Regions from separate parts of the Homo sapiens genome. Here region 1 is linked to region 2. The links are chromatin loops, found by intact Hi-C in ENCODE. Cell type or tissue: Caco-2. All regions are shown on one strand. Links, peaks and the distances in the headings refer to the core of each region. The heading gives the core; the rest is flanking DNA.

Region 1 (11,194 bases), core at 1,644-9,643, 56 kb before region 2:
TGCAATTAGCTAAACCTTTCTAAATCTATTTTAAATCCTAGTTCCTTGGCAGCAATTTCTTTAGAGTCCCCTAGTCTAAAGAGATTGCTCCCTTTATTCTAAATTAAGAAACTAATAAGTCTCTTTGAGACATTTCTTCTATGGTCCTAACAGTGATCTGAATTTTCAGTGATTCACTTTTTCATGTATGAGATACTATTTCTTTAAAAATACATTGTAAGGTGTTTAAGATATCTTTTCAATTTGATGAGTATAAATTACTGCTATGTTCCATAGGATGTCAAGAACTTCACAGTCTTGGGGGAAGAAAGAGAAAATTAGACACGTGGGCCAGTAATTACTAAGTAGAACAAGGAATAAGTGTGGTAGGCAATAAAAATAAAAAAAGAGAAAAAGCTTGCATCTACTTGAGATAATCAGGAGAGGCTTTTCAGAGTAAGGCCATGAAATAAGCCTCTGAGTATTATTGAAATCCCAAAGGCAGAAACTGGAATCTGCTGGGAGAAGAACATTTGAAGAAACAGCCTGAGCAAACTCATGTTGGTAGAGCAATCTCGGGCATGTTCTTGAACAGGACAGGTGAGCTGGAACCCCGCTGCTGCTCAGTAGCTGGGAGTCACACTTGGGAACCAGCTCAGTGTGGAGATGACAAGAAGGCTTTTCATTTGATAGACAGCAGGAGGCCACTGAAAGTTTCATTTCAGGGAAGTCAATAGTACTCAATAAATACCTGCTAATACTTTCACTTTATTTCTGCTACTTTTCAAAACCTTGCCCCACTTTGGGAGCCATTGTAAATATTTTAAATATAATACCTTTATTATTGAAATAAAATAAATAGATGTTTTCCATATTCGTAGCAGCTACAGATGGATTACCATTTCCCAAGTGCATCTCCTCTGGTCTTTGTCCATCTCTATCTGGCTTACTCATCCACTGCACAGTTCTTCGGTGCTCTGTGGATCTTGTTCAATCCTTGTTTCAAGAATTTGCTTTAGGTCATAATTAAAGTAACACTGATATGTTTCCTCAGTAGTGTCTCTTGAATAATCTTTTACAATTCTCTCTTGTAATCAATAGGAGGGTATTTCCGAAGAGGCCAGTGTGGCTCACAGATGGATCGTTTTCCAGCCATTGAAAGCTACCTTGGGGGAAGGAAACTACTTAGCCTCCTGTGTGGTGAGTACATTAGACATACATAACACAATAATTAAATTGATGAACAGTCAATAGACTCTAAAGGCCTGGGAGGGAAAAACCAAAAAGCATGTAAACTTTCTTCTCTTCCATTTTTTTTGAAAAGAATCGCTTTTATTTTATATCACCAATGGACAAAAAACATAAATTAATAATGCAACTGTATACAATTCTTAAGCCATTTATAATTGCTGCTTATTTTCACAACGTTCTTGGGGAGAGGTCCAGGTATATCCCACATTTCAGTTAGATCTAACCATCAAAGGGAAATAGAATATTTTTGGACAAAACTACCCAAAGTATGTCAGAAACAAAAGTAGCCCTGAGTTATTTTGATTAGCTGCTGGTATTGATGAAACTCATTTCATTTCTGAAAGTACTGGATTAAAAAAAAATCAGCACCCAGGTATCGCTCTCCCTTTTTAAAAGCATTATAAGGTCAGGAAAATCATATTCCAAGGCCATAATGATATGCAATGAAGAGAACCAAAGTGGAGCCAGGGTTCTAGGCCAAAGCCCATGGATATAAATAGTTTTTTGCCTGTTACTATTCAACTGTATAATAATGGGCCACATACGTTCTCTGGGACACTTGTTTTCTCATTTATTAAATGAGTGTTGGCAGGGAGAATTCATCTTAATGATCTCTAAGAGTGCTACTGATGTGGACAGGACACAGGGAAATACAGATACAAGAGGGTGGTTCTCTGGCAAAGGCTTCACCCTCAAGCCTGTATATCTGCGGCCCTAAATGAGAACAGGAATTTCTGGTTTTGTACCCAAAAAGTTGCCATTTGGCCCACCATGCCCTCTATCCTGCACCCATATAAACCCTGAACCCCAAACTTCGGAGCAGAGCAGCAAGCCAGCAGATCAGCAGATGGATGGTGGAACAACGTGGCAGAGAAAGGGAGAAAAGGAGGAAGATCTGAACGCCGAGAGGAGTCTGGCTGGGGGCAGTTGAAGAGGAGTTTAGCCAGTGGGAGGCCCGACTCCTGTGGGGGATCACTTTCCCACTCCATGCCCCCCTTCCAGCTTCCCATCCATCCTGCTGAAATCTACCTCCACTGCTCAATAAAACCTTGCATTCATTCTTCGAGTGTGTGACCCGAATCTTCCGGGATGCTGGACAAGAGCTTGGGGTACAGAAAGCATCATATTGGCCCTCTGCTCTTGCAAAAAGGCAGAGCGTCCATTGAGCCCGTTAACATTCAAGCCATCTGAGGACAGCAAAGGTGAAAGAGCTTTGTAACTCTCGGGTTGCAGGCACCCACCCCTAGACACTACTGCAGAGCTGGAGCCCAAAGTACTCGCCCCGGCCTCTACATGTGCCCATCTGCATACTCCCCCTCACGGAAGGGGTTTGAGTGGTGGGAGCACTGAACAGGTGAGCCACACCTCTGTCACACGTCTTGTGGCCCTGTGAGGGGAATCAAAGAGCTCTTCCTTTTCACTATAAGCTCTAAAGCTCTATGAGACAGTTAGTCTGTTATTCTATCATTCCAGTGATCCTCAGGGGGATGACCTGGGTGGTTATCATCAGCTGCTTCATGATCTTTTCCTCCTTGCTAGTTGCTGCGAACCCAAAACAACCTGTGCCTATATTAAGCGCAAAGAAAATCCTTGAAATCTCAACATTTAAGAAATATAAGGGGTTTATTAAGAGATCTGAGCTGACTCCTCATTTTAGATGAGGAAGTAGAAGCAAATAAAAGTTACATGAACTGCCCAGGTCATATATTTGCCATGGACAGAACCGAAGTCCAGGTCTCCTGTTTTATTGCTGCGTGCCTGAACTTCCCACACGTTAGCTGTGTGTGCACCAGGCTCACAATTTCTGATATATTTTCTCACTGCCTTTACTATTATTTGTGAATATTTTCTTTGAAATGTATTAATGTTTTTACTGAGCACATTTATTATAAGAGGAAACTGTATGTCATCACAGTAAATGGAAATCAGAATCAACTGTCATCAATAGGTTACCATAATGTGAAATGAACATACAACTCTGTTTCATCATTTACTTAGATTCTTTTGCTTGCCAGAGGCCAGGGGTCCAAGGCGTCTCTGTTTGTTAAAAATGAAGATTAACAAATGTTAGGAGTTTTCCGTGGCACTAGCAAAAAATTGAGATCACTGCTTTAATGTCACGAGGACTGAAAAAAACAGGAACAAATCGACTTTTATGCTAGGTAAAGGTATGATTTCAATATTTCTTGACTCCTCAATACCATGACTTCTCACTTCATCCTGACATGAAAAACCAAATTACTGGTCCTGTTTCCCATGTCCCTGCTTTTCAGTGTTCTGCTTCCCATCTGTAGCAGTGCTTCATCTGCACTAATGTTGGGTTGGGTGAGCAGTGCCCTCCCCTCCAGTTAATGTTCTGCATTATACAGCATGGGCTTCCTGGAGATGGTGCCATGATCCATAGGTACCGTGGCAGGATTTTCAAAGACCTTGACATCATCTGAAAAGTTATTGTTTGATTCCATTAGGTCCATCCCTGATTTCATTTCTCTAAAATGAAACCTGACAACTGTAGTTTAGGCAGGGCTTATATGGGATGCAACTAGGGCAGACTTGATTCACAGTCCAAATTTATCAGTACATGGCAAAAAAATAGGTTGTATAACAAAACTAGGTCAAAACCCCTGATTTCTTTCACCGTCAGTCCCTTAAGCCACTCTACTTCATTAACAACGTTTACTCATTCTTTATTTCCAAGTTTAAATTTCTGAGTATAATTTATAGAGCAAATCAAAGACTGAGAAATAAGTGCATTATATGCTTCTGGAGAATTAAATTCAGATTCAAATCTTAAGGTTTCAAAATGTTAAGAAAAAGCAATTTATATATTTTTCAAAAGCTAGTTCACTTCAAACTATATTTTCAACAATTTCATGATTTAAAAATATGCTCACTCAAAAATGCAAACATTTGCCTTTAAAATCAAAATAATTCAGTGGTTATAGATGGCAAACTTAACAGACATAATGTTAAATGGACATTTTTAGGGGCTTCAAGAAGGAGGTATAAGTTATTGATTATACAAAAATGATTGTACTTTGCTCCTGAAATCCCCAATTCCAGTGAAGAAATAGAAAAGCTACAAACACTAGAACAAAGAGAATGGGAGAGTAGACAATAGCAGATTAAGGTTGTCAAAAACACTGAATATGAAAATAAGATGAGTTATTAAAAGCTAAAGTTTTAGATTATAAAGCTCTTATCTAGAATTTTATATGCAGCACAGTATCGATTGACTATATGAAGAGAATAAAGGTGTTTTTTGGGATACGAGGGCACTAAAATTTTACCTACTTATTCATTTTGAGGAAGATGCTAAAGGGTATGTTTCACCAGCTGTGGGGAGTAAAACATACAATGGGATGTGAGGAATTTCAAGCGGGAGGGTGTACAGTAAAAGTGAGAGGGTAGAGGCAGGGCAGTGGGCAGAGAAATCGCAGGTGGACACCTCACTTGTTCAACATTCCTGAAGCTAAAACCAATCATGCTCAGCTGAGACAAAGGGCAGGGGTCTCCAGAAGGATTGCATCCAAAGAGAAACAGACAAATTACATGATGTGTGTAGTTTTTCTGGAATTTTATGGAAGCACTTAGGGATACATTAATTTTAGTATGTAGAAATCTAAGGATGAGGAGAGAGAGAGAGGCACAAAGAGACAAGTTATTAACTTCAATTAAAACAAGAAGTCATACAAGAAAGTAAATAAATTAATATGATGATTCACCTTCAAATAACATTTGTACAACCAAGAGGCTGTAAACACTTAATGCTAATTTATCCAAAAGGCGTTATATTACTGTATTGGGCAGCTAGGAGAGGGGAGCATATGGAATGGAAAAAGGGCTCATAACAGGGTGAAATTGCAATTTGCAATAGTTGAAAGTCAATCACAGATGGCTAAAAATGTTAAGAATAATAGAATAAACACTTTACTTAGGAATACCTGGGTAAAAACCAGAAGAAATGATTAGAGTCAAAAGTAAGTGGGTTGCTCAGCAGTTAGTAAGGAATTATTTGGCTTTTTAAAATGTCATGTTTTACTATTATGGTAAAAATATATTACACATTTACTTAATCTATAAATTAAAGTAATTCCATTATGTTGTTAATGTATTGTTAAATACATTCATTTTAAAATAAATTGTTAATTCAATAAAGACTTCAAAGCAGATTTTTATAAAAATTGAATACAAAATGCAGCAAGCATATTTCATTGTCATAGGATATTCAGATGCTTCTGAAATATCTAATCTACTATGTGCTTTAAATGGCTGGAAGTATTTTTGAGACTTCTGTGAAATGAAAATACTTCTGATTGTCTAGCTAAAATTCTCTGTCTATAAGATACCAAAATTTTTCACCTGCAACTTTCCTTTTCTGTTCTGTATCACATAAATGCATTCAGTCTGTTTTCATTAGTGCTTTTGTCTTTGGAGTCAATCATTCTAAATATAAAATATTAAAACATGATGAACTATAGAATCTTTTTGAATTGCTCATCTTCTGTATGTTAGATTTCTAAGGGAAATCTTCCTCTCTCAATAGTAAAGCATTTGTTACCAAGTATTAAAAAGCAGCACAGTCAGTATTATTTGATATATACTAACTGAACACTGAACCGTTTAATAAGAAAGAGAATCAAGTTTGGCCTTTCAATACACTGAAATATTTGTGCTTAGGGCACTGAAATATTTCTAATATAAAAATGTGTAAAAATTTATTTCTGGGTTTACATTATACACAAGAGAGCAGAAAATATATACAAGAGAGATTTTTAAAGACAGAAAGACATTTCTCTTCAAATATGAGATAAGGGTGATCTACAGCATGTAAGTATAACCTTAAGTATAACATGGAATAACCTTCCTGAAGATTAGAGGGTTGAGAATAATACCCCCTTTCACTTGGGAGCCTATGATTTGACTCACACCCACATCATTTAGAGAAATGAACAGACTGAGATAGCCAATGCTAGCAGAGCTACCCATGATCCGAATTTACAAAGAGGCAGGTGAAGTACACAGTTTGACAAGTTAGTTTTTTTAAATAACAATTGACTTATATTCTAGATTATTTGATTCTCTTATTTCAAGCCACTGTCAATGCTTTATCCTCACATAGTTCAAAACGCTTTGCAAGAACTTTCCTATCTATCAGATTAGTTCCACCTCACACAATCATTAGGAGGTTAAATAACAAGCATTACTATTCTCATTCCAATGACAAAAAAGACTCAAAGGAGGTAAATGACTTCTTTGCTCTTTGTTTATCTTTAGGAAAAAAAATGAAAATATGACTCAGGACTCTTGTATTTCCTGTCTAATCTTTGCACTCTCATCCATCACTCCCAACCTGCAGACATCAAACAGTTCAAGGGACTCAGGATAAGGTTAAAATGTCCACATTCTTAACTCCAAATTCAAATCCAGCATTATCTTCAGAAGGAATCAAGAATATATCCTACACATATGTATAACTCTATTTTTCAAATGTGCATTAATGTTGCTCTGATGAATAAAATACACACTTGTGTAAAAGCTTTCTATTGCATTCACAATTGCCTTTTATCTTTATGTATCCTCAAATCAATGGATATTAAAAGTACAACTACTTAGTGAAGGTGGGCACAATTTTTTGGTACTGAAAAAAAATATCCTCTATGAGTCCAGTTGGGGGATATGTCTCTTGGACAGGCCCTCATTGACCAGGCAAACTAAATCAAGCACCCACTCTGCCCACCATTCCCTATCTCAGTCCTTTCTCCTCTTCATTGCATTCACAAGCATTCTATCTATTTCTTGACTTGTTTGAGGATCTGCTCTGCTCCATTCCTCACCTGTCACAAGAGGCTAATGTCTGTCAGGGCATAAGCAGTGCTGCTCTTGTATGCCTCTATGTGCGCCTAGGGCTGGCCTGACATCAATGAGGGGCTTTGTGTAGCTCAGCTGACTTAACGTTAAACCAATGTTTCCACACCCAATCTCCCAGTGGGCTGATGGCTCTACCCTCTTATAGTAGATGATCACAGTGTAAGCAGAAAATCAACCATGGCAATGAAAATAGTGACTGCTAGTGATTTTGGGGTGTTTAGCATGCCATGTTAGTACCTTACTATGTATTATATAATACTTGTACCCCAGCCTGTAAGGAGGGTATTACTCCTTCTTCTTTGCAGATGACACCGCTGATTTTCAGAGAAGTTAGGCACTGTTGTCCTGGACTGATGCACCTCTTAATTATATCTGCATGTTCCTAAAACCAGCCCTAATCCACTGGGTTGTAATGTCCCTGTACCACTCTAAATGCATGATACCTCCTACTAGGTCCCAGTCTCATTAATGAAAAGAAAAAAGGAAAAAAGACAAATGGATTTCACCCAAGGGGTTACCTGCCTTCTCTTACTTATGCACATTTATTTAAGACTCCACCTCTTCTTTAGAATTCAACAGATGTTTCAGCGTTCACTAAAATACCCCATTATTTTTCAGTGAGGAAGAGAAGAGGGTGGAGTCAGAGATGCTCACAAAGGGAAGTTTGTGATGCTGAATCAGACTCAGAGCTGAAGTGCAGGCAAAAGATGCTGCTACCGCCCAGAGCAGAATGAAAGAGCCACTTTGTTAGTACTGGGGGAGAGTGTTAGGGGATGCAGCGTTTAGCTAGAAGAAAGTCAAGCCTCAGGCAGAAATCAGGGCAATTATTGAACAGATCTGGGGGCATCACATTCACTCTGAACACTAGAGATGATGGCCTTCTGCTCAGAAGCAAATGACAGCATTCAAATGTGGATCCTACCCCAATCAAGCCCCCACCCTGCTCGCCCAGTGTACAGAATCAAAGGGAGTTGGACACTCAGCCTAGCTCTGCCTCAGGGTTGACAAATGTGAGATCAGCCCCTCCTCACCACCACCTGGTTCCCTCTGGACCTTCTAATGGTTTGGAGGGCAGAGGAATAATGTAATTTGTCAGGAAAGGGACAAATGCTGCAATAACAATGTCCACCTAAACTGGCAAATGCTTGGTTTAATTGTCTCTACAAGTCAACCTAGCAGGAGTTCAGCAGGGGAAGCTGATGATCCAAAAGAAATTATTTTCTTATCTGTTATTGAAAATTTCAAAGAAAACACATGCCACAGCCCCTCGGGACAAACCAGAGAATGACCAGGACAGGGAAGATGGATGTCTTCCAATGTCTTGGCATATCTAACTTTAAGATATTGAGTATACTATCATAACTTTCTGCCTGAAACGTCTTTATTAGAGGAACAAGATTTATGTTTTTGGTCTAGGGGGCAAAAAAAACCCTCAGATGTCCACAAAGGATCCTCTGTAAGTCACTCAGCCTATCTGATTAGGGGTACATAGTGCAGAATTTTAAAGAGAAAGTTATCTTCTTTTGGGTGGCCACATTTCCCAACCTTGCAATTTACTTTATCCATTCCCTTGAGCTTTCTGGCACATTATGTTACTTTTTTGGTTTCTTTTAGAAGTTCCTGCAGGAAATAGTAACTCTCTGGTTTCCTGATTTTCAAAAATGAATGTTCACATATGTTTAGCATCAGGCTGTTTTGTATCCAACCGTAAATCTGCACACTACAGGAAAAGTGCATGTATTTTAAATAATTCACATACTGCAGTACAAACTTGCATTTCACTGGAGGAAATTAGGCAGATTAGAAATTCATAAATTGGATCGCAATCTCTTTTCTTTGTAAATTTAAAATCATACTAGTTGGCTAAGTGATATTTAGGAGAATACAGTTAATTATTAACTTGAAACTTTTCTGATGGATTTCAGCAGGGGTAACTGGATCTCAGACTAGTCATTGTGTTCCCTCCAACCGGCCCTCTCCTGCCTGTATCCACTGCTACTGTCTTCGTTAAGGACCTTCTCATTTCTTGCCTAACAACTGCCAGAGTCTCCTAAGTGGCCTTCCCTGGCCTCTTGTCATCACTCTCTCCCACCACTTCTCCATAATGCTGTGGAATGTTTTTTTTTTTTTTTCCTAAAACCTAATTCTAGTCATGTCAGTGTCTGCTTTAAATCTGACCTATTTCTTTACAATATAAATGCCCACTTCCTGGTTGGCATAGTGTCCTGCGTGAGCTTCTTCATCTCATCTCTGGTCATTACTCCTCTCTTCCTCAACACTCACATTCAAGTCATGCCAACTGACTTGTAATTCTCCAGAGTGTGCTGCTTTAAGCCTTTTAATGTTCGTACCTGTTTCTCCATCTTCTCCAAACTACCCTTCTCAATCCTCTTCACCACGTTAATATCGCTCCACACAAAATTCCAATCTCATATTAATATTGTATTTTCCATGAAGAATGTGCCCCCTGAACACCTTCTGTGTGGCACAGCTGTGCCAGGGGAGGTTTCCAAGGACCCTGCTTTTCTTTTCTCACACTTGATGGCAATCTCATGTTAGGTCCCCTCCAATCCTAGACTGGAAGCTCCTTGAAGGAACTGACCTTTATCTTGAGGTTGTTTTTCAAGTATTGAGAGCTGTGCCTGACACAGAATCATGGACACTCGATAGATGTTTGTTGGATAAATGAATATATTAAGAATACACTGAGAAGTCACCAGATTTGGTATGATATGAGAAACAGTGTGAAGTCAATTGTCTCCCCCACAAAAAAATTACTGATGCCTGAAAATCTACCATTTACAATTTATTTCATACATGATTTATTGCCTTATTCATGTAAGACAATTAATATGTAAATATTCTTGTGAGAGTTAACACAATGAGTCACCAACTGACCCTGAAGTAGTTTTTGGGTTCCCGCTGTCAACAGAAAGAATGGGAGAGCATACGTTGCAAGAAATAGGTGGTAAGAGAAAGGCCAGGTAGCAAAAGGGTGAGGCTGGCATGGACAGGAACAGTAGAGAAGGATTAAAGCAACTTTGTCAGCTTCCTAATTTTCCCTGGCATGAGTACTTACTTTCCATCTACATACCCAGGATTCTCTCTCGACTTCCTTCACTTCTGCGAATTGAACAAAAGTCAAGAGGGAAATTTTTTATTTCACAGGTACAAAACATATTGGTAAGCAAAGAATGAATCCCATGTGACCCTCTGATAAACTCACCTTCCCTCTTTACCACACTCAGTTCCCCAAACTCATATGCCAAAGCCCTTGCCACATTCCAACCTCCTGATTTACAGCTTTCCTTGATTTGTTGGAGTTATAATTTGCTTTCATAATCCTGAGGCAAACCCTGGTCAGTTTTCTGCAGTGGCCTCTCCTCCTCTGCTTCCAGGATCTCTCATAGCACTGTAAATGCAACGCAAGCAGGATTTTCCTAGCTCTCTGGAGATGCCCACAAGAGTGCTGACCTATATTTCCCTGCTGCCTCCTCAGCCTTGCTTTCTCAAGGCCCACCCATGGTGGGGCCTGGCTGCCAGCAATCTCCTACAGAAGGCCAAACTCCCTTTCAGAATTGCCATTCATCAAGCTCATCATCCAGGCATCATCTAACATCTAATTATTCTGATTATGCCACATTTGTATGGAGGGTCTTATTACCTTTGCACTTTATTGAATATAATACGATTCAGAATAATCAACTGAATTCATCTTCCCAGTGGTGGAAATGAAGGTTTGAAAGCTACACAGACTGCGGAAAGTGTTTTCTGGGACTGTGTTCTACCTCATTTTTGTTCCTTTCCAAATAATAACACTTGTTCATTAAAAACATGTTTCTCTCAACTAGTTGAAACCATTTCCGCGTAGCCTATTTGCAAGTCCCTGCAACAGCCAAGAAAGCAGAAGAACATAAATATTCTATAGCAGCTACCTGGGTCATCTGGCTACACAGCTCCCTACTGCACACCCTGCAAATGTACAGGTGTCAAATTAGCTGCAGAACAGCTCCCTGGTTGTCCTTTTCTATGCAAGAGACAGCCTGCAAATGGGAAGGTTGTGTCTTTACCATCAAAGAAAAGCTGTTCCATA
Region 2 (11,194 bases), core at 1,538-9,537:
ATTGTGATTGTTACTCTTAATGTTCCTTCCTCTAAGAACTTTCTTTTGTACCTCAAGAGTTTAAAAAAATCAAAATATACAAAGTCATTCAGTAGACTGACTATTATTCCAGTAGTCAGTGTATTAAAAGTCTCTAAAGGCCCATTAAGGTATCAGACTAGACTGGCTCCAGACCTGCCATTGTCTATTTTGGTTCAATAATGATTATACACATGTAATTGACTGAGACTATATCAGACTCATAAGTCACATTGTAGATGGAAAAAATGCAATCAATGTATACAATAGACTATAATTACAAGCCAATTCAATGCAGTGGATTTGATAAACTTTTTTGTAAGTTATAAATATTTGAACAATGGGGCAAAAGACTGTTTTATCAAGGACAACATAGTTAGAGGAAGAGCAGTTAGTATAGGTTCCAACTTCTTCAAAACAGGGAGACTTGAATGTCATTCTAAAGGTGGTTCACCACATGATCCCAGAATGGCCTAAAAGAATTTCCCTAAAAGGCTCTCATTATAGAATAGCACTCATTTATTATGATAATATCATTACCATAAGTTTGAAACAAGTATTCTTCATAATTTTATAAATATATAGCATATTTGTCACTCACTCATGGATTAAGAATGTGCATGAAATATAATTCCTATAACATTAAGCACTTATGCATTATTTTAAATGGCAACAGATTATTATTGATAATAGCGAGAATCAAAATATACTGACAGGTACTTAATTCAGATTCCAGTTATTTCTTGTGGAAATAAATTTTTCTTTGAATCAAATAGAAGAAAACAGCACTTTTAAAAAGGAGTAGGAGTCACAAGTTACCAGCAAGTACCTCCACTGGGATTGTCTGTGGGTAACTGCATTTTATGCTCTTGTTGGTGGATGGAACTGTCCATGTGGTGTTTTTTTTTTTTTTGGTGTTTTTCGTATTTCTTTATAACTTGAATTTTCAAGAAGTCTATCCATGTATATGTATGAATTCATAATACTAAATTTTAAATAGCCATTCTAATAATAACTTTTCTCTAAGCAATAACTTAAATAGTTAGCAACATGCTTATCTTCCTTTTGTCCAACACAGTGATGTGGTTTGGCTGTGTCCACACCGAAAAGTCATCTTGAATTGTAGCTCCCATAATTCTTACATGCTGTGGGATGGACCTGCTGGGAGATAACTGAATACTGGGGGCGGTTTCCCCCATACTGTTCTCATGGTAGTGAATAAGTCCCACGAGATCTGACGGTTTTATCAGGGGAAACCCCTTTCACTTGGCTCTCATTCTCTCTTGCCTGCCACCATGTAAGTCATGCCTTTTGTCTTCTGCCACGATTGTGAGGCGTCCCTAGCCATGTGGAACTGTAAGTCCATTAAACGTCTTTTTCTTCATAAATTACCCAGTCTCAGGTATGTCTTTATCAGCAATGTGAAAACAGACTAATACACACAGTGTCAACTGTTTATGAACCTTAATTATGTCTACAAAATCCCTTTTGACAAACAATGTAACATAACCATGGGAGTGATACTTCATCACATTCCTGGGTCCACCCACTATTACTGGGATAGGATTACACAGAGTTTGTATATCAGGAGGAAGCCATCATGTGGTCCATCCTAGAGTTCTAACTGCCACATAGGTATATGAAAGATGCTTATTATTCACAAAAATTATAAATAGCATACTTTCTATGTAGGCACAATGGATGGTTTAAAATATTTTCTGATATTTTGGCATATTAAATTCTACAAACATTTTATTATTGTAGAACATGTTCATAAATCATAATTTTAAATTATTGACAATGATAGTTATTCTGCTTAGTTAAGTACTCTGAAGATATAAATAGATCATTTACTTTTTCAGAAAGACTTGAAGGGAAGACTTCTTAATGCAAAGTATCTTTTTCCTCCAAGGATAGTGCAAGGCATGCAATGTATAATAATTCACTTAATGTTTGATTGATTCTTCCCATGAAGTTAAGATGTGATACAGTCCTTTTCCAACATGAAGCACAAGGCAAGAGCAAGTTGAATAGATGACAAAGGAGAGAAATCAAAAAAAGAAGATGTTATGCTCTGTTACTAAAATACTGTATTGTGAACATATTGTAATCAAATATAATTAGAAAAATATTCCCAAAGTAAAATTATAAATTATTGTTGGCTTGTCTAAAATACAATTACAATCCAAACAAGAGAATCAAGTATTTACACTAATCTAAATACCATTTCAATTTTACCTTACAAATATCTCAAGCTGATTAATAGAATTAACTGTTAACAAAGACACATTTTCCTATATTTTCTGGCCATTTGAATTGTTTCTGTTACATTATCCTTAGTCTTTTTCTATGAAAATAACAACAATGACAACCCTGGGCTTGGGGCTTTAATTTGGCAAGCCCACCGGCAGCATGCTGTTGCACTGCTCAAACTCTGTGTTTTCTAATCCAGCACCAACCGAACCTGGTAGCAAGCAGGAAGTCAATCAGAGGTGATGCGTGGCGATGATAGTGACCATGCTTGCAAAGCTGCTGGTAAAGTCAGATTGCTTTCCCTGCTAACCCAAGATATTCTTTCATATGTGGAAATTTACCCAAATAAAATGAAACATGTATTTGCCTGTTTTGATTTTCTTTTTTTATCTTGTGGTTATATGATTGGCAGTTGGAACTATTTATTGACTTTTTATCTTTTTAGTGATTCCCACAATCCTTTCCTCAATCAAGTTGATAGAGCCTTGGGTTTTTTTTTAGGTGAGTGAATAGAGAAAAGGCTATATGCTGAAATACCATAAAATATAACCGCGTTCAAGAAAATCCATTGCTGTTTTTTAACCATTACCGCATGGGCAAAACATTTCCTCAATGCTCACTTTCCCCCCCTTTCTCTTTCTAAATATCTTCTGTTTGACATATGTATGTGTACACATATTATACCAAAGTAGATATACAGTAAATAGTTATAAATGTAGACAACAAAAAAATGGGACATTCAAACTAGTCACAGGACAAGAGCACAATGTACATTAGGAATTTATACTAACAAATTCAAGAAATACTTACTGAGTGGTAAACTTGTTTCAGGTGCTATATTAGATATTACGGGTAAAAATTATAAATAAGATCCATCCTCTGCTCATAAAGGACCTTATCAGCCTAAAATCACTCTAGTGCAGAATATAGTCAAGTTAACCCTGACTATAAAAATGAAAATTTCAGGAGAAATGCCTAGTTCTAGGGTAACTTCTTGTAATATGGCAACATACAGGAGGTAATTCGGTTTTAAGGGAAAGTCAGATAAAGCTTTCTGAATGAAATAAGACTTAACTGCTGTAATGTTTTAGACATTTCCTAAAAATAAAATATAGAAACTACAACCATCACTAGCATGTGTCCTGGGTTTATGTAGCAAATTTAAAAACAACATATGCAGATTACTTTCTTCCAGTGTATTCAAATAACTAACAAATGGCCCTATTCTTGTTGATATTCAAGACAGAATACTAAGTGTACTAGTATTTGATTCTCTAGATCCTTTGATTAAGGTAGACAGGCAGATCACATAGTGCAAAGTCACCACAAACAGTGAACAGTTAGGGGTCATGAGGGGGTGATGGCCTTGAGGCTGCTCTGCTAGTCTTCAAATCTTTGAGGGTGACAGTGTCTTTGATCTGTCTGCCTTTTAAACAAGGAAACCTGGAAATATCTCAAATGACCATTTGATCTGTTTCTGGTGGGGAAGGTAGTCTTCCAGCTGCCGCCCTCAAACATGCTGTGCTCTCTCCACTAACTAAACACCGGGCTTTCATGTTGGAGAAAAACCAGGCTTCTAGCCACATAGAGCACTAAAGAAAGGGCTGATGAATATGGCCAGTGATTGGAGTGTCAGCCAGGCTGCAGTGCCTAACTGTGACCTACACCCGCAGACGGGTGGCTGCGGGGACTGCAGAGCCGCTGAATATGTGGACACATCCCTAACAGGGAGAACAAGAAGGCTCTGCCGCTAAGAGGAAGGGCGTTCAGGAAGAAGTCGTGGTAAGAGCAGTCTCAGCTTAGGAAGATGCCAGGCTCTCCTGATTTAAAGGGTAAGAAGCCCAACCATGCCATGAATGGTGAACACTGAACGAAGCACAAGCAGAGACTGAGGCTCAGAGTCCAAACCATGAGGCAGAAAATGAACCCATCCTAATGGAAAGCAGAGCACAGAGCAGATGGCCAGAGGAGGAAACGTGGGGGTTTCAGGTCTGAAACATCTTCCTAGTAAAAATCTATGAGTAACCTGCTTTAGTTAACATGACTTGTGAGACAAAAGAGAAAAAAGAAGAAAAGAGAAGGTATCAAAATAGTAGGGTATTTTAATTTTCAGATTATTGTAAATGTAAATCTCAGAACACTGCAAATCTCAGCATATGACTTTTAGCAACATTTATATCCATTTAACCATCAATTCATTTATTCAATAGAACTGTTGACTCCTTATTTTCAACCTACTGTATTGGGTACTCCATATACAAAGATGAATAAGAAACAGGTCTTGCCCCCTAGGAACAGTCTAGAGAGGGCAAAAGATATGTGAACACAAAGAGGTTTCTGTCCTTAGTATTTTTAAACTCTCCAACTATTATTAAGTCACCAGTATTCACCTTAAATAATGAAGCATTTTAATAAAATAACTGCGTATCTTTACTGTAAACCAGTCTTCTCAGGAAGTGCAAAATGAAATACAACGGTATAAATACTTTTGCGTAAGCTGAAAGAATGACATAAGGAACAATATTATTCACAAGGTACCATTTCTATTACGTAACAGAAAGGTGCTGGATATGTAGATGGAGGGAAACATCTCATTTTCTTGATCCAATAAAATCGATTTGGAAACTATTGATACTGAACCACACCACAAGACTCACTCAAAAGCTCTGTATTGTTTTACTTTTAAAGGAAAAATATTTGGTGAAGGCTAAGTTGGCATGCTGGGAGGAGTTGGAACAAGAGCATCATTGGCAGGCTGCATAATAATGAATTGGTTCCTACAGAAATGAAATTGCTACTGCTGTTTTTGCCATCTACAATTAAAAATGACAAGTATTGAGAACAGCGTCATTAAGAAGAGTCTGATTAGAGAAGTTTCCAAGCTTTAGGAATTGTTATTGGATGGTATCCTGGTTGGTATACGAAAGGCTTTTTTTAAGTCAGAAAAGTAGGAGCATCTAAAATAGAGCTATTTTAAATTCCTTAACTTAAGAACATAATCACAGGGATTTATGCATTATCAACAAGAATGCATAATTAAATAGAGGATAACATTTTACCGATGATAATTTCCGAACATCATAGATTGCTTAATTATAAATAATTTCATATCTATTTGTAACCAAAATGGCTTTTGAGAATTATTTGTATGATTTTTGTAAACAAATCACTGTCTTATTTTCTTATCATGAGCATGAAAAAAGTTTCTAATAGGCTTTTGTTTCAACCTGAGGGTGTATTCCCACCTATACCTCATGTAAGTTTTGAAACTTTATGAAAAATCATAATTCTTTCCCATTTTCAGAACTTAGAACATTTACTAGTTTTTAGAACGGTATTAGGTGCTACATTTTCACTTTGGGCTAAATAAGTGAACCTGAAGATCAAATGTTCAAATAAAATACGACAAGTGGGTGTTAAATAATGAAAAAGATATTCTTGTGGAGCTTTTCACAGAGAGATGATCCAGGCTGAACGTGTGTCCCCAGTGATGGTGAGAACCGTGGGACTGCTGCCTAACATCTGCAGGGTGTCATAAAAAGCCTCACTAAGGCGCATCGTTCCAAATGAATACCGTATGGGTCACTTGCAGGCTATGTTAAGTAAACAATAAAAAATTTAAAACAAACAGCCACAAAGACAGAGGAATGCTGAGGAAGGGAAGCAGATGAGTTATTTTGAAGAGACTCCTAACATGACTAATCCCTGCCAGGGGATAGCCTCTCAAGGTATATTGCAGCCAGTCCCTCCCATCTCTAAAGTAGGAACAAAAGAAGTGCAATCATCAAAACCATCGTGTTGACATACTTGAAGTGGAAAATTATCCAAATTATCTAATGTTGTAAGGGGAGGTTAGAATATGTAGTCTCTAAAGTCACTTTGAACTTGACAAGTATTTGAATCATTGTGTTATGCTACAATATCGTGTAGGGTTCACAAAATGTCCTAGCTCCTCTGGAGGTGTTTCTTTTCTTCCATGTAGGAAGAAAGCCAAATAGTCTTTCTCCCAGTGCCATCCTTTCTGAACAGATTTGGTGGTTCTTTAAGGTAGATTTGCCCATCATTTTGGGTAACATATGGGGTGCGTAAAAATGAATAGAGAATATTCAGTAGCTTATTTTAGGATCTACAGCAATTTGTATCCTAGAAATTAGAAAAGCTAATGATGACAAAATACACAGATGGATCCAAAGCAGTCAGGTTAAAAAAAAGTTTGGATTTGCACATGCTATTTCATTTCTAATTTCAGGACTGGTATTACAAACAAGCAATTTCCCCAGTGACCTTTCTCCTTTCTGCACTCCTGCCCGGGCCTTGGAACATGTTTTCTATCTTCACCAATATTCAGAGCTTTTCTTTGCCATACTTTGACTGTAGAGATTTTCTGCCCATTATCTTACCCTATGCTTTCCAAGGTATATAGCGACAAGCTAGTCAAGTAAACCTGGTCATTCTGATGAGCCTGTATACTGGCAACAGCAATAAGTATGTGTTTCAATCATATGTTTTTAATGCTGAAGTCTTCAGCCCAGAGAAAAAGGAGAGGGATTTTGAAGATCTCCAAGTAAGTATGACAATGTATAATTGTCTAAGCAAAATCCCTGCAAATGACAAGGTTCTGACATCCTTAGCTTAGTGAAAATTTTAATTAATTCATTTAATAAACATTCATAGAGTACCTACTCATAGAGTCACACAATGTCATAGTTTGGGGATACTGCCTTACCCAAAATAGGCAAAAATCCTGGCCGTTGCGGAGCTTAAAATCTAGTGAAGGTAACAGACAATAAACAAGACTTCTAAAAGCAGATAATCAACATATATGAAACTACATATAAACTTCACATACATTTGGACAGTAATTAAGAGATAAATTATGATGCTTGTAACTTTTTAAATCAATCTTTAATTAAAGGAATAAATACCCTCAATTCCATTTTCCCCTGTTTAACATTATTAGAAGCAGAGCAAGAGGAGCAAATGTTGGTAGTAAAACTCCAAGTGTTTAGAAAACATATCCCAGCATTTGAAGACATTAATTAATTAATTAATGCTATAGTTGTTCAGTACCAGCTACTATCTGCCAGGTTCTATGCTTGAGTTGAGCTATGGACATAGGGTGAATACGAGAAAAAAAAAATCCCAGGCCTCAAAGGAGATACTCATTGTTTTACTTTTAAAAGCCATTCATAAATCACATTATAGTGTTATTGAAGTGACCAGAGATATTTTCTTTCTTAAGAAAGATGGTGATTTTAAGGTGTGTCCATATTTCTTTGATACGACGTCATTTAGCCATTCAAGAGGTGGAGTCTAACTTCATTCCCATTGGGTGTGGCCTGGATCTAGTGACTCACTACTAATGGTGTGCAGCTTTAGAGAGTGGGTAATAAAGGGTACTGTGGCTTCCTGCTTGCACCTTGCTCTGTGTTAGATCATTTGCTCCATGGAAGCCAGCTGTCATGTAATGATGACACTCGAGCCATGATGAGAAACTGAGGCCTCCTGCCAACAGCCACAGGACTGACACAACTTGGGAGCAGATCCTCCAGCCCTGGTCAAGCTTTCAGATGGCTCTGGCCCCTGCTGACAGGTTAACTGCTCTCTAATGAGAGATTCTGAGCTAGAGCCAACTATCTAAGCTACTCCTAGATTCCCCACCCTCAGAACCAGTGTTGAAATGACCAATGTTTTTGTTTTAAGCTGCTAAATGTTGGGGTAATTTGTTACGCAGCAATAGATAATGAATGCAATCACTTTTTTTGGAAGATAGAGAAGGAATAGAACAACAGGAAATGCAATCAGTGTGTGTGTGCAGAGGGAGAGAGAGAAACATATAAAGATCAACCCACAGATAAAAACAGAGAGAGAGAATGGGGCTGGGAGAAGCAGGCACAACCCTTGCAGCATGCATATATTTTCTTTTCACATTATCACTGGAAGTTACAATCATCATTATGTGGCAACATTTTCTGTAGTTAATGAAAATTACTACATGGATTCCAAAGATAAGAAATAAGAGCGTGAAATTATTTGAAAGGTAAATGATGCCCTGTGTCTGCATAGTCACTGCATAAAAGTATTGATTCCAGGAAAGTCTCTTAGGAAGGGTCAATACAGTTAGCCCTTGAACAATGCTGGGCTTAGGGGGCACCAACCCTTCACATAGCCAAAAATCTGAGAATAAATTTTCATTCTCCAAATCTTAACTACTAATAGCCTACTGGTGACTGGAAGCCTTACCAATAACATAAACAGTCAATTAACACATATATTGTATGTTATATATACTTTATACTGTATTTTTACAATAAGGAAAGCTAGAGAAAAGAAAATATTATTAAGAGCATCATAAGGAAGAGAAAATATCTTTACTACTCATTAATAGGTAGTGGATCATCATAAAGGTCTTCATTCTCATTTTCTTCATGTGGCTGAGGAGCAGGAGGATGAGGAGGGGTTGGTCTTGTAGTCTCTCAAGGGTGGTGGCAGAGGTGGAGGAAGTGAAAGGGAGGCAGGAGAGGAAGGCATACTTGGCGGACTTTACTGAAATACATCATAATATCTGTTTTTTGGGTTTTTTTTTTTTTTGTTTTTTCATTTCTTTAAAACTTTTGTATAAAGTACCAATCTTCCTTCCACCATTTGCTTTAGTTTCATATCACATAAAGATCCATGTTGTAAAAGAAGTGAAAAGCAGCCTTGAATAATCAGAACCCTTCTGCTAGATTGTCTAATATCAACTTATTTTCTGGTACTGCTTCTTCTCTGTCTTTTTTTATTATCTGGCACTGGTTTGGAAGTGCTCATCTCCATCAAGTCCTCTTCTGTTAGTTTCTCTGGCATGGTGGCTATTAGCTATTGAATTTCTCCAAGATCTATATCTTGAAATGCTTTACCCTCCATCTTTTTTGCTATATCCATAATATCTTTCATCATTTCCTTGATTAGCTCTGTCATAAATTCCGTGAAGTCATGTACAACATCTGGGCACAGTTTTCTCCAGCAGGAATTTACTGTTTGAGGCTTGATGGCTCTCAGGATTTTTTCTATAACAATGATGGCATATTCAATGGTGTAATTCTTCCAAACCTTTATAATGTTCTCTCTATGGAGGTTCTCTTCCATATCATTGACAATCTTTACCATAGAGGACTATGTTTAATGAGCCTTAAAGGTCTTAATGACACCTGATCTAGAGACTGAATTACAGATGTTGTGTTTGGGGGCAAGTTGACCACTTTGACACCTTCGGTGTTGAACTTATGGGGTTCTGGGTGGCCAGCAACATTGTTCAATAAAAAAAGAACTTTAAAAGGCAGTCCCTTTTTGGCAAGGTACTTCCTGACTTTAGGGACAAAGCATCAGTGAAACCAATTCACAAAAGGGGTTCTCTTTGCTCAGGCATTATTGTTTACAAACAAAAGACTGTCAGCTGATGTTTTTCTTTTTCCTTCAAGGATCAGGGGTTAACTGCTTTATAGATAAGGGCAGTTCCAGTCATAACCCTGACTGCATTTGCGTGAAAAACTGGAGTTAGCCTATTCCTCCCTCCCTTAATTGCTGGAGCTCACTTCTCTTCCTTACCAGTAAATTTCTTTTGCGGCATTTCTTCGTTCCCAGACTAGGTCACTTTTGCCTGCATTAAAAACTTGTTCAGGCAGATATTGTTTCTTCTCAATGATTTTCTTAATGGAGTCTGGACACTGTTGCCACCTGGTCAACTGAAGCTGCTTCTCCTGTTATCTTGACATTTAAAATCTTTCTAAAATTATCGAACCATCCTTTGCTGGTATTAAATTCTTCAGCTTCAGATCTTTCACCTTCCTTTTGGTTTAGGTTGTCATACAATGTCTTCATTTTTTTCTCAAATCATATGTGAGTCAAAAGTATGCCTTTCTTATAATAACCCTGCACCCACATAAAGGCTGCATTTTCAGTACAAGATAAAAATGTATTTTGCAAAAAGTACAAGGTTTTCATGCCTGCTAGCATAACTGCAGTGACGGTTTCACATATTTCCTTTCTTTTTTTTTACAATCGTCCTTAAACTGTATTCATTTATCTTGAAATGATGGGAAATTGCAGCTGCAGGCCTCAAGCTATGGTATATATCATGCAAGTCAACTATTCCTTGTAATGTCATGACTTTTTTTCTGCTTCTTGGGAGCACTTTCAGCATTACTAGTGGCACTTCATGTAGGTCCCATGGTGTTAATCAAAGTTTACTGTATTGCACTAAACAAGAAAATAAACATGTGGGAACCCAGAGACATCACTTTTACCGTGGTACACAATTTACTGGAGAGACAAATTGCTCATGCAGATATAAATAGCATCAAAGAGTGTTTTTAGTGGATCTTTTAACACTGGAGCTCACTGCAATAGCAACAGGAGGTGGCTACACCATTATTACAGTATGTACTAAGGTGAATTTTATGCAGCTATTATTTAATACTGCATCTTTATGTTCGTTTACATTTCTTTGGATTGCAAATAGTACTATGCACAGACTGTATTTGTGCACATAAGTTTTGATATATTTTATGTTTTTCGAATGGGTTTGTGTATATTTTATGATAGTAAATGATAAAATAGACTAGTATGTATGTATACTTTTTACATTCATTACATACCTAACTTTATCTTAATTTTTTCTACATTTCTAGGCTACTCGAGTTCACCTGCAATGTTTTCCAAATTGCTACAATCTCCAAAAATGTTTTTCCATATATTTATTTTTTAAAAATCCAAGTATAAGTTAACCCACTTAGTTCAAACGCATGTTGTTCAAGGGTCAAATGTATTTTAAAAAGAAGAATAAATGAACAAATTAACATGGTTCTGTTGATCAGTTTACCTTGGGTTACCTGGTCGACAGAGAATGGACGGCACCATGAGTATACAACATCTGGGAAGGAGA

The links. Hi-C counts contacts between places; a loop is a spot of excess contacts. Peaks named below come from ENCODE experiments on the same cell type or tissue, not always from the same donor. Only the 100,000 strongest peaks of a DNase experiment are listed, where the experiment ranks them.
Region 1: a loop joins it to region 2, with 8 times the contacts of the local background. A loop is called at or near these places in 1 of 110 quality-filtered maps.

What each region holds. Positions count from the first base shown.
Region 1 is chr4:95,402,766-95,413,959 of GRCh38, forward strand. The region is part of intron 1 of UNC5C (unc-5 netrin receptor C); the gene reads right to left. It overlaps LOC124900736 (a long non-coding RNA gene), which reads left to right. Exons shown (of 3, transcript XR_007058194.1): 2 at 1,081-1,179. Among named protein-coding and RNA genes, the nearest start is that of UNC5C, 140 kb to the right of the region's middle. In Caco-2, for the core only: no CTCF peak of the experiment used is centred there; a DNase peak (open chromatin) is centred at 6,586.
Region 2 is chr4:95,459,281-95,470,474 of GRCh38, forward strand. The region is part of intron 1 of UNC5C (unc-5 netrin receptor C); the gene reads right to left. Among named protein-coding and RNA genes, the nearest start is that of UNC5C, 84 kb to the right of the region's middle. In Caco-2, for the core only: no CTCF peak of the experiment used is centred there; a DNase peak (open chromatin) is centred at 5,851.